Linked DNA regions of Homo sapiens: all the other regions are linked to region 2. The links are chromatin contacts, found by Hi-C or POLR2A ChIA-PET in ENCODE. All regions are on one chromosome and are shown on one strand. Each heading gives the region's core, a stretch centred on a gene start or an enhancer-like site at or near the end of the contact. The rest is flanking DNA. Distances are from core to core; before and after follow the strand shown.

What was found. Hi-C counts contacts between places; a loop is a spot of excess contacts on that map. ChIA-PET counts read pairs that join two places held with the same protein, here RNA polymerase II (POLR2A). Pooled maps may share reads with other maps.
Region 1: a map of endothelial cell of umbilical vein shows a loop between it and region 2 (9-fold over the local background). The contact joins two enhancer-like sites. A Hi-C loop is called at or near these places in 1 of 168 maps with a recorded cell type or tissue (endothelial cell of umbilical vein) and 1 of 50 pooled maps. POLR2A ChIA-PET finds 5 or more read pairs at or near these places in 1 of 52 experiments (T-cell).
Region 3: a map of endothelial cell of umbilical vein shows a loop between it and region 2 (2.4-fold over the local background). The contact joins two enhancer-like sites. A Hi-C loop is called at or near these places in 1 of 168 maps with a recorded cell type or tissue (endothelial cell of umbilical vein). POLR2A ChIA-PET finds 5 or more read pairs at or near these places in 1 of 52 experiments (BJ).

Annotation. Positions count from the first base shown.
Region 1 is chr7:84,700,344-84,703,133 of GRCh38, forward strand. No RefSeq gene overlaps it. Among named protein-coding and RNA genes, the nearest start is that of LINC03017, 170 kb to the left of the region's middle. Within about 2 kb of position 1,273, at least 4 of the 41 ENCODE cell types and tissues checked have a DNase peak (open chromatin) inside an H3K27ac peak, as active enhancers do; they include endothelial cell of umbilical vein, where a contact is called at or near this core.
Region 2 is chr7:84,235,320-84,238,019 of GRCh38, forward strand. It overlaps a transcript of SEMA3A not described here. Among named protein-coding and RNA genes, the nearest start is that of SEMA3A, 42 kb to the left of the region's middle. Within about 2 kb of position 1,257, at least 5 of the 41 ENCODE cell types and tissues checked have a DNase peak (open chromatin) inside an H3K27ac peak, as active enhancers do; they include endothelial cell of umbilical vein, where a contact is called at or near this core.
Region 3 is chr7:84,673,003-84,675,702 of GRCh38, forward strand. No RefSeq gene overlaps it. Among named protein-coding and RNA genes, the nearest start is that of LINC03017, 140 kb to the left of the region's middle. Within about 2 kb of position 1,414, at least 3 of the 41 ENCODE cell types and tissues checked have a DNase peak (open chromatin) inside an H3K27ac peak, as active enhancers do; they include endothelial cell of umbilical vein, where a contact is called at or near this core.

The DNA of each region.
Region 1 (2,790 bases), core at 23-2,522, 470 kb after region 2:
TCTTATTTCTTTCATTTTCTAAGGTGATTGAAGTAAAAGATAAAGGGATTATCTTCTAAACAGAATCAATTCACCCATTTATTTGGAAGATAGAATATAAAAATGCAATAACTGTTCAATCAGTGTAAGCCTTAAAAAAAAAACCTCAGAATTTTAAAAGACCTTGAGATTACTGGATTTATTGACTTTCAATTATACCTGGAGGATGAGCAAATAGACGATCATCAACCATTACTTTCCAATATGTTAATAAGCACAATTATTGATTTTTGAAACATGTTTTCATCACAGTGTAGAGGTGTAGAGCACCATACATTTTTCCAGCTTTGTTAAAGTATGACTGACAAGTCAAAATTGTAAATATTTAAGGTATACAATGTGATGTTTTGATATAAGTGTACATTGCGAAATGAATACCACAATCAAGCTAATTAACATATCCATCACCTCACATAGTTACTTTTTAATTTTTTAGCTGAGAACATTTTAGACCTACTCTCTCGGCAAATCCCCAAGTAAAAAATACACTACTATTAGCTATAGTCACCATGCTATACATTACATCTCCAGAATTTATTCATACTGCATAATTGAAACTTTATATGCTTTGACCAACATCATGCATTTTTGATTATATGATTCATAACTAAAACTGGATATTTTGGAAACTATGTCTTTCTTGAAACATGACTCTGAACAAAGCCTTAAATTGAAAGCAATTGTGTCTTTGATGTTTATGAATTCACACCTTTTTTATTCAATAATTTGTTCATCACTGTTTTTTAAATTTTGTATTTCATAAACAATAATTTTCATAGAGGGTCTGTGACTCAGGTTGTCTGAATCACAGTGCAGCTGTGTGAGGACAGAGACATAAGCACTATTGTCAGATTATATAGGAAACATATTGAACTCTAGTGTGATTATCCAAAAATTTAGACAGAAACCACTGAACAAGAAACACTTTGAATTTTGATTAAAATTTATATCCAGGAATGTTTATGATTTTGTGTCAGTCTATCTTTACAGTGTAAGGAAATATTAGAATTGTTTAATGAAATAAGAAATAAGAAAATGTAATTACCATAAACAAAAACATAAAGCAGACAGCACAGTGCCCGGCCAAAAGCGAGTGTTTAAGGATTGATAGAGGTATTATTGTTATCCCCTTCAATTAATGTCCTAAAAATGCCTGAGTAGTTGAATCCTATGTAGACCAAGGAAGAAGACGGGAAACGTATACCATGGCAACAGTTCTGTGTTGAATTTGGATGCCTCTTCACACTTGAAATGCTTGGTGGAAAGTATGACTCATGACACGCTAATTTGTATGGCTCATAAAGCAGATTATACCCCCCCAAAATAAAAACTTCCTTTTAACTAATATGTGATGAAATATGTTCAAGAAATTTGAAAAAAAAAAAGCCATATTAATTAAATCTAAAGGTAGGATTTTGTAATGTATGAACCAAAAAGTAAAAACTGTGAGGCAGAGAAATGTACCTTTCATTAATGTTTTAGTCAAGGTTCTTTAGAAAGACAGAAACAATAATATACATACATGTAGGGAGAGAAAAATAAATATATGAGAAGGAAATTCTTAAGGGAACTAGTTCACTTGATTACGGAGATTAAGTCTCGTAACACGTCATTTACAGCTGAGAACCAGGGAAGCCAGTAGCATGACTCAGACCAAGTCCTCAAGTCCTAGGGCATGGAGGCTGCTGGTCAAAGTCCCAGAGTCCAAAAGCCAAACAATCTGGAAATCTGATATCCGAGGGCAGAAGAAATGGGTCCCAGCTTCAAAAGAAACAGAGCAATAACTCACCCTTCATTTGCCCTTTTGTTCATCCAGACTTGATTGCTTAGTGCCTGCCCAGACTGAGGGTGGATCCTACTCAGCCAGGCTTAAGTGCCAGTTTCCTCCAGAAACACCCTCATAGACATACTTGGGGCAACCTAATTATTTTAATCAAATGCCAAGTCACCTGGGTTTCCTTTTCAACAGAGAGGCACAGGTTCAGTGCCTACTGAGGCATGGAGAATAATTAATGCAATTATTGAGAATAAATAATGCTTCACCAGCTACCTGCTTATCCCTTAATTCAGTCAAATTGACACCCAAAATTAACCATTACAATGAACAAATATTAATAATGGTTTACATGTCTAAGTATCTACCACTTAGTAACATTATGCTGTGCTAAGGTCTTCAAACATCCAAATGTAGGTAGATTTGAAAAAAACAAAAATTAATAATTATTTAATAGAATATAAATATACTGTAGACTAATAAAATGTAAATTTTTGACTCTTTATACAATTGTATAAAGTGCTTAATAGCAATTATGTGTTTTCATTCCTCCAAATTATAATGATTTTTATCCCCTCTTAGAGAAATATCAACATTTACCCTCAATCTTGTTGATATACTTTTCTATATTCCAAATGTTATTGCTGCAATATTATCATATATAACTTTAATGATTACTGAAGTGGATAATTAAGATAAAAAAATACAATTAATTTCCCATATGTGTGATAATTATTTATGGCTAAATATTGTTGGTTCATTTGAAATGTTATCAATCTAGGCAGAGGGAACTAAGGATTTCCTCTAATAGGTTCTACTAATTTCCACAAAATATTTTCACCACATTCAAAGCAATTCTGGAAGGAGGAAGCAGTCCTGTTCACTGATGATAAATAACTCAAGTAATTATCAAATGATTGTGTGGCAAGCCCAAACTATATTTTGCAAAGTATTTAGTTTCCTCTTTTATGCATATA
Region 2 (2,700 bases), core at 7-2,506:
TATACATGACTTTATATTTAATATATGCAATCATTTATAAGTGTCTTGTATGTGAATAATTGTATGTATTTTGTAGTTTGGAAAAATGTTAGCTGGATTATCAATAATTATTGATTTCTGGTATTGAAATTTTGATTACTTTTGATATTATTGTTTCTTCTTTATTTCTTTATTTTCTTCTCCATATTTTCAATATTACTTGAAATATCTGCATGAATAAATATTATTGGAATAAGAAAAATGATACAGTAAACGCTATTAATTTTTTTAAAAAGTAGTTTGGGTATAATTGTTTTAATTCTTAATTCCTCTTCTCCATTTTGTGTCCCAACAAACTAGAATCTACTTTCCTCACTCCAACTATTCTACTAAAGTGGTTCTCATAAAGACCAATTATCAATGAGCTTATTATCCAACCCAAGTACCCTCTACTCTTGGGCAACAAAGAGAACTCTAACATGGTCGAGTATACTGTCTTCATGAAAACATAGCTACTTTAGACCATACTTTATGCCATTGCATCTCAAGCTCTTTCACCAGTTTATTTTCCTTCACTTGGCCCCTAAGAACAGATGTTTCCTAAGGCCCCATGTTTAGGGTGTATTCCTTTTCACCCTACACACTTTTAACTAATCTATTTTCCTCCCACAACTTCAAGTATCAACCTCACTGGATGATTCTCAAATCATTATCAAAACATCAAAGGCACATGCCTAATTGGCTACTGTTTACTGCACAAAACCAGCCTGATGTCACCTCAAATTGCACAGGTGCAAATTAGAATTCATTTGTTTCTCTTCCAAACTTTCCCCTATGCCTTCAATTTTAAGTGCACCACTGGCCACTCTCCTTTGCTTGGGTTAAAAATTTTAGTTTTCTTGAACTTCCTCTTCCTCCTGTCTTTTAGCTAGTCACCACATCTGTATTGATTATGTGTCTATCACACATTTGTCAGTGGGCGAATGAAGTAAAGTTTCAGATGAGGTGTTATTTCCTTTATGTTCCCAGTTATACTAGACTAATTTGGACATTAATCACTTCTATCCTAGATATCCAATATAACCTCCTAACAGAAGTTTCTAACTCTCCCTTCAGTTACACAGTCATCAGTATTAATTCGCTAAAATTCTGAATATGATTGCCTCTCTTTGCAAGAGAAAATGAACATTACTAAAATATTAGTTTGGCATTTCAGGCCCTTCCTCCAAGATGTTATTGCAATCTTCCTGTTTAACTTCCTTTTCCATGCATAGTTTATCTTTATCTCGCAAATACTCTATTAGTCACTAATGACTAATCCCATTCTCCTAAGAGCAAGACTTTTCCATCTATGATATTAATTTGATATAGAAAAAGAGTTTGAAATTCACTTGGAATACAGGTAATTATTGATTTTGCCCTACTCTCTTGATCGTTTTGCCTCAGTCTATCAAAACCAATTCAAGTGTGTTATCTTCCAATACCTTGAACAAATCTCTCTTCCCCTGTCATTTATGGAGTGTACATCTGAGGTAGAAAATATTTCAGTTAATTCTATATGTGAGTCACCTTCATGATTGTGAATACCCTCAAAGCAGAGGTCTTAAAAAGGATAGATTGTGTTAATTACCTGGAAAAAAAATGGCAGTAAGTGATATACTTAAAGCAATATCATATATATTCTATTTAAAATAAATTTAACTGTGTTGGAAAGGAAGGGAAGGAAGTTAAACTTACATTCTAAAATTTAAAACGACCAAATAAATAAATCGGGAAAAGCAATGCCCAACATTAATAGTGAAAACATATTTTTAAAATAATTAACACCTGAATCATAATTAGCAACTAAGTGTAGGAAGAAACTGATGATGCTGAAAACAAAATGTGTTTAATTTATCCCAGAGTTAAGGAAAAGACAAACATATGTAGGTAAGTGAATTTCTGAGCACCAATTTCTTAGCAACCACAGTCTAACTTATCAAATTTAAGATTAAGATTTGAGATAGTTTATATCAACAGGTAAATTTCATTATTAAGCAATTAGCCACTCATTGTCTTACTCAAACTTACTACTCACTGAGTTAATACAACATACAAGACATAGTATTAGGGAAAATGTCTTTAAGAAGTTCATAATCAATAAAAGAGAAGAAGAACGAAGAGAAGAAGGGAGAGGAGGAAGGAGATGAGAGGTATGGGAGGGACAGACAAAAGTAATATTAAATGCTTACAACATACCACCCATTTTTCTAAGTGGTTTACATTATCATCTCTTATACTGTGACAAGATAGATACTATTATTGTCTTTATTATATAGATAAGGGAACTGACGCATGATGTGACCAAATAACTTCTTAACATGAATCACCCAGCAAAGGGTGATTCATGAAATCACTGAGTTTCATGAGTGATTCATGAAATCTGAGCTGAGTTTCAATCACAGAACATACATCCTGCTCTGTAGTTTATGCCTTTAGTCACTATGGTTTACTATAGTTAACATACTGTGCTGAGACCCAGATGCAACCAATTAATAGAAACATACTTCAGGAATGCCTTTAAAAAATTCTGTGAGAATGCAGATTAGTGTGGGAATTCCTGTTGACTGAAGTCCTAACAGAAAACTTAACCATAAAAAGAAGACAGTACTATCATAGGCCACCATCTCTATGGAGGAATAGCAAGGCTGTATTGGAAGTACTAAGGAAGCCAGATTTGGT
Region 3 (2,700 bases), core at 164-2,663, 440 kb after region 2:
TCACAGCTTGGGCTGGGCTTATTGCCTTGTGTGGGAATATCTTTATCTGTTTCAAACTCAGTGTGCACTCCTTTGATTTGTTTAAGAACATGTGTCAGTGACTGTCAGGTACACCACTAGCTTTCTGTATTTCCTACTCCGTGGGTGAGAGGTTGAGATGCTTCTACTGTGGCACAAAGTGGGTTCTGTGTAGCTACATCATCCATCTTCACTGCAGAATGGATCCACCAGCCATGGGAGACTAACCCATTGGCACAGGCCTGAGCTTGTGCACTGTTTCTCTACTTTTGCTGTGAAGTAGATGCTGTACCACTTGAGCCTAGTGTGTGTGTTGTCTGTTCACAGTGAACTTGAATCATTCACTGGTCTCTTCCCTGGATGGCACACACTTATCTGCCTTGTAACCTGGCTGCACATCCTAGCTACCCAGGGAATAGTGAAGCAATATCTCCTTAAGAATATTCATTATATATATACATATGAAATTTACTTTTCCCTGCATACTTTGTTTTCTTCAAGTGTTTTTGTTGTTGCTTGTTTTGCTCATTAAATTCCATACTGGGTGATTTCATCACGTTTGTTAATCATTGGTTTTCTGCTTATATATAAGAGTAGGGGATCAAGATGCTGTTCAGAAACTCTGAGCACATGAGTGTGGGTGGTCAACTGTGAGTTTCATTGAAGAGTGGAACGTTTTCACTGAAAAACCAACTATAACAAAATATTTATGTTTTGCCTTTTGATTTGGTCAAATTCTGCAAAGACTTCTCTGTCTTCTGCCTGGAGCCAAGATTCTGAGAATCAAGGAAGAAATGAAGCAGGGGGCTGTGGGCATGTCAGCATTTTAAATAAATATACATACATGTGCGTAATACCTTAATACCTGGAGTATCTGGTATACCCCAGTTTAGAGATCCTCTTCTTTATTCTCTCCAGAGAAAAAGCCTCCATTGTTCTGTCAAGATTCAACTATCACCTGGTTACTTATAGTAGTATAAAAGATTCAGGGGTTATGTGTTTTTTTAAGCAGACTTTTAACCAATTCTTCCTCTCCTAACACCCTTTTCTCATTCAACTCATTTCCAGAGATACCAGGTTATATAGCATATGAAATGTTCCTAATTTAAATGTCAGTTTTGAAAGTACAGCCAAAATCAGCAAACAGATCAAAAAACAAAACATATCCCTTCCCCATGCAATCTGAAGTAAAGAGCAGAGAAAGGCAAATTACTATTTAGAAGTATAAAAAACAAAAAAAATACAGTAGCCCCTGGCGTCCAGGATCTGGACTGATACTTACAGCCAGGCTGTGCAATTCACAAAAATAATCTCACTGAATACCATCTTCAAATAAGTGTCATTCTGAGTCCATTATAAAGTGAAACAAAACAAGTCCAGTTCATAATTTTGTCTACGTCCTGACAAAAACAGAACAGTCATTGTGCCAACCACAAAATACCAATCACCTCCCCTTTTTGGCTACAAGGATGATTGCTCACTATTCTTTAATAATCAGCTTTGTACTTATTCTAATCTTCTCTACCTATAAATAAAATGTGTTAAAATACCAGTTATGAAATTGCTCCACTTTCTCACAGCATCCAACATAGAGCAACTCTCCTCCACCACTCCACCACTGCTGCTTCCTTAAACCCTTCCCCAAATCACTCAACCAAGCCCTCAAAATGCTATAAAAGATTCTTTCTAACACCTTACTGAGACACCTCATGATTACCCATTGTGATGGTTAATTTTATGCTTCAACTTGGCTAGATGCCCAGTTACTCAGCCAAACACCAGTTTAGATATTGTTGTGAAGGTGTTTTTTTAAAGATATGATTAAAATTTAAATTAGTAGGCTTTGAGTAAAGCAGATTACTTGCTGTAATGTAGGTGAGCATCATTCCATGGTGTTTGTTCTTCCCATGGCAAGGTGTGGGAGGCCTAATGTGTTTAATCATACAGTGTTTTTAGTGTCTTTTGTTGAAGAACATTGATACCGTTCTTCCCTGTTTGTGTTCTTTCATGTAACCAAAAAGGGAATAAAAAGATACTCTGCATCTCCATTCAACAAAATAATCTGGGAAATAAGGAAATTTTTTTCTCTTCATTTTTAATTTACTCTTTCATATAAAGAGAATGCTGAATATTTGAAAGTAATATACAACTTGTGTTTTACACAATTATTAAAGACTTTAAACTTACTTGAAGCATCAAATCAATTAAAAATGTATCATTTTAAAGAAGGTTGTATGCTAAATATGGGTGAATTTCTGTTCATAAACTACACATTATGTATCTTGATCTTGTCAAGCCTAATAAAAATACTGTTAAGCAGTTAAATAGTTAAAGCATACGAGCAATGTTAAAAGTATCTCCCTGAGAATTACAGATTTCTCTTCAAGATCAGTGCTTCTTTCTCTTAAAACATCAGCAACATTACAGGAATTGCACATCTTGCTGAATTCTGTTTCATGTACTTCCTATGTCCTGGACATCATTTTTTTCCCCATTTATTTCTACTTCCTGTACACAGAATTTGGACAATTTGTAATTTTTCCAGTCATTCATTGCACTTTTAAAAATGTTATGAGAATCTTGAGTGTTAAGGCTTGTGACGAAAATCAATCCTAATGGGAAATTGGTGAGTTCATTTATAATCAGGAAACCATTAAGGAAATTATATGTTTCAAGAAATCC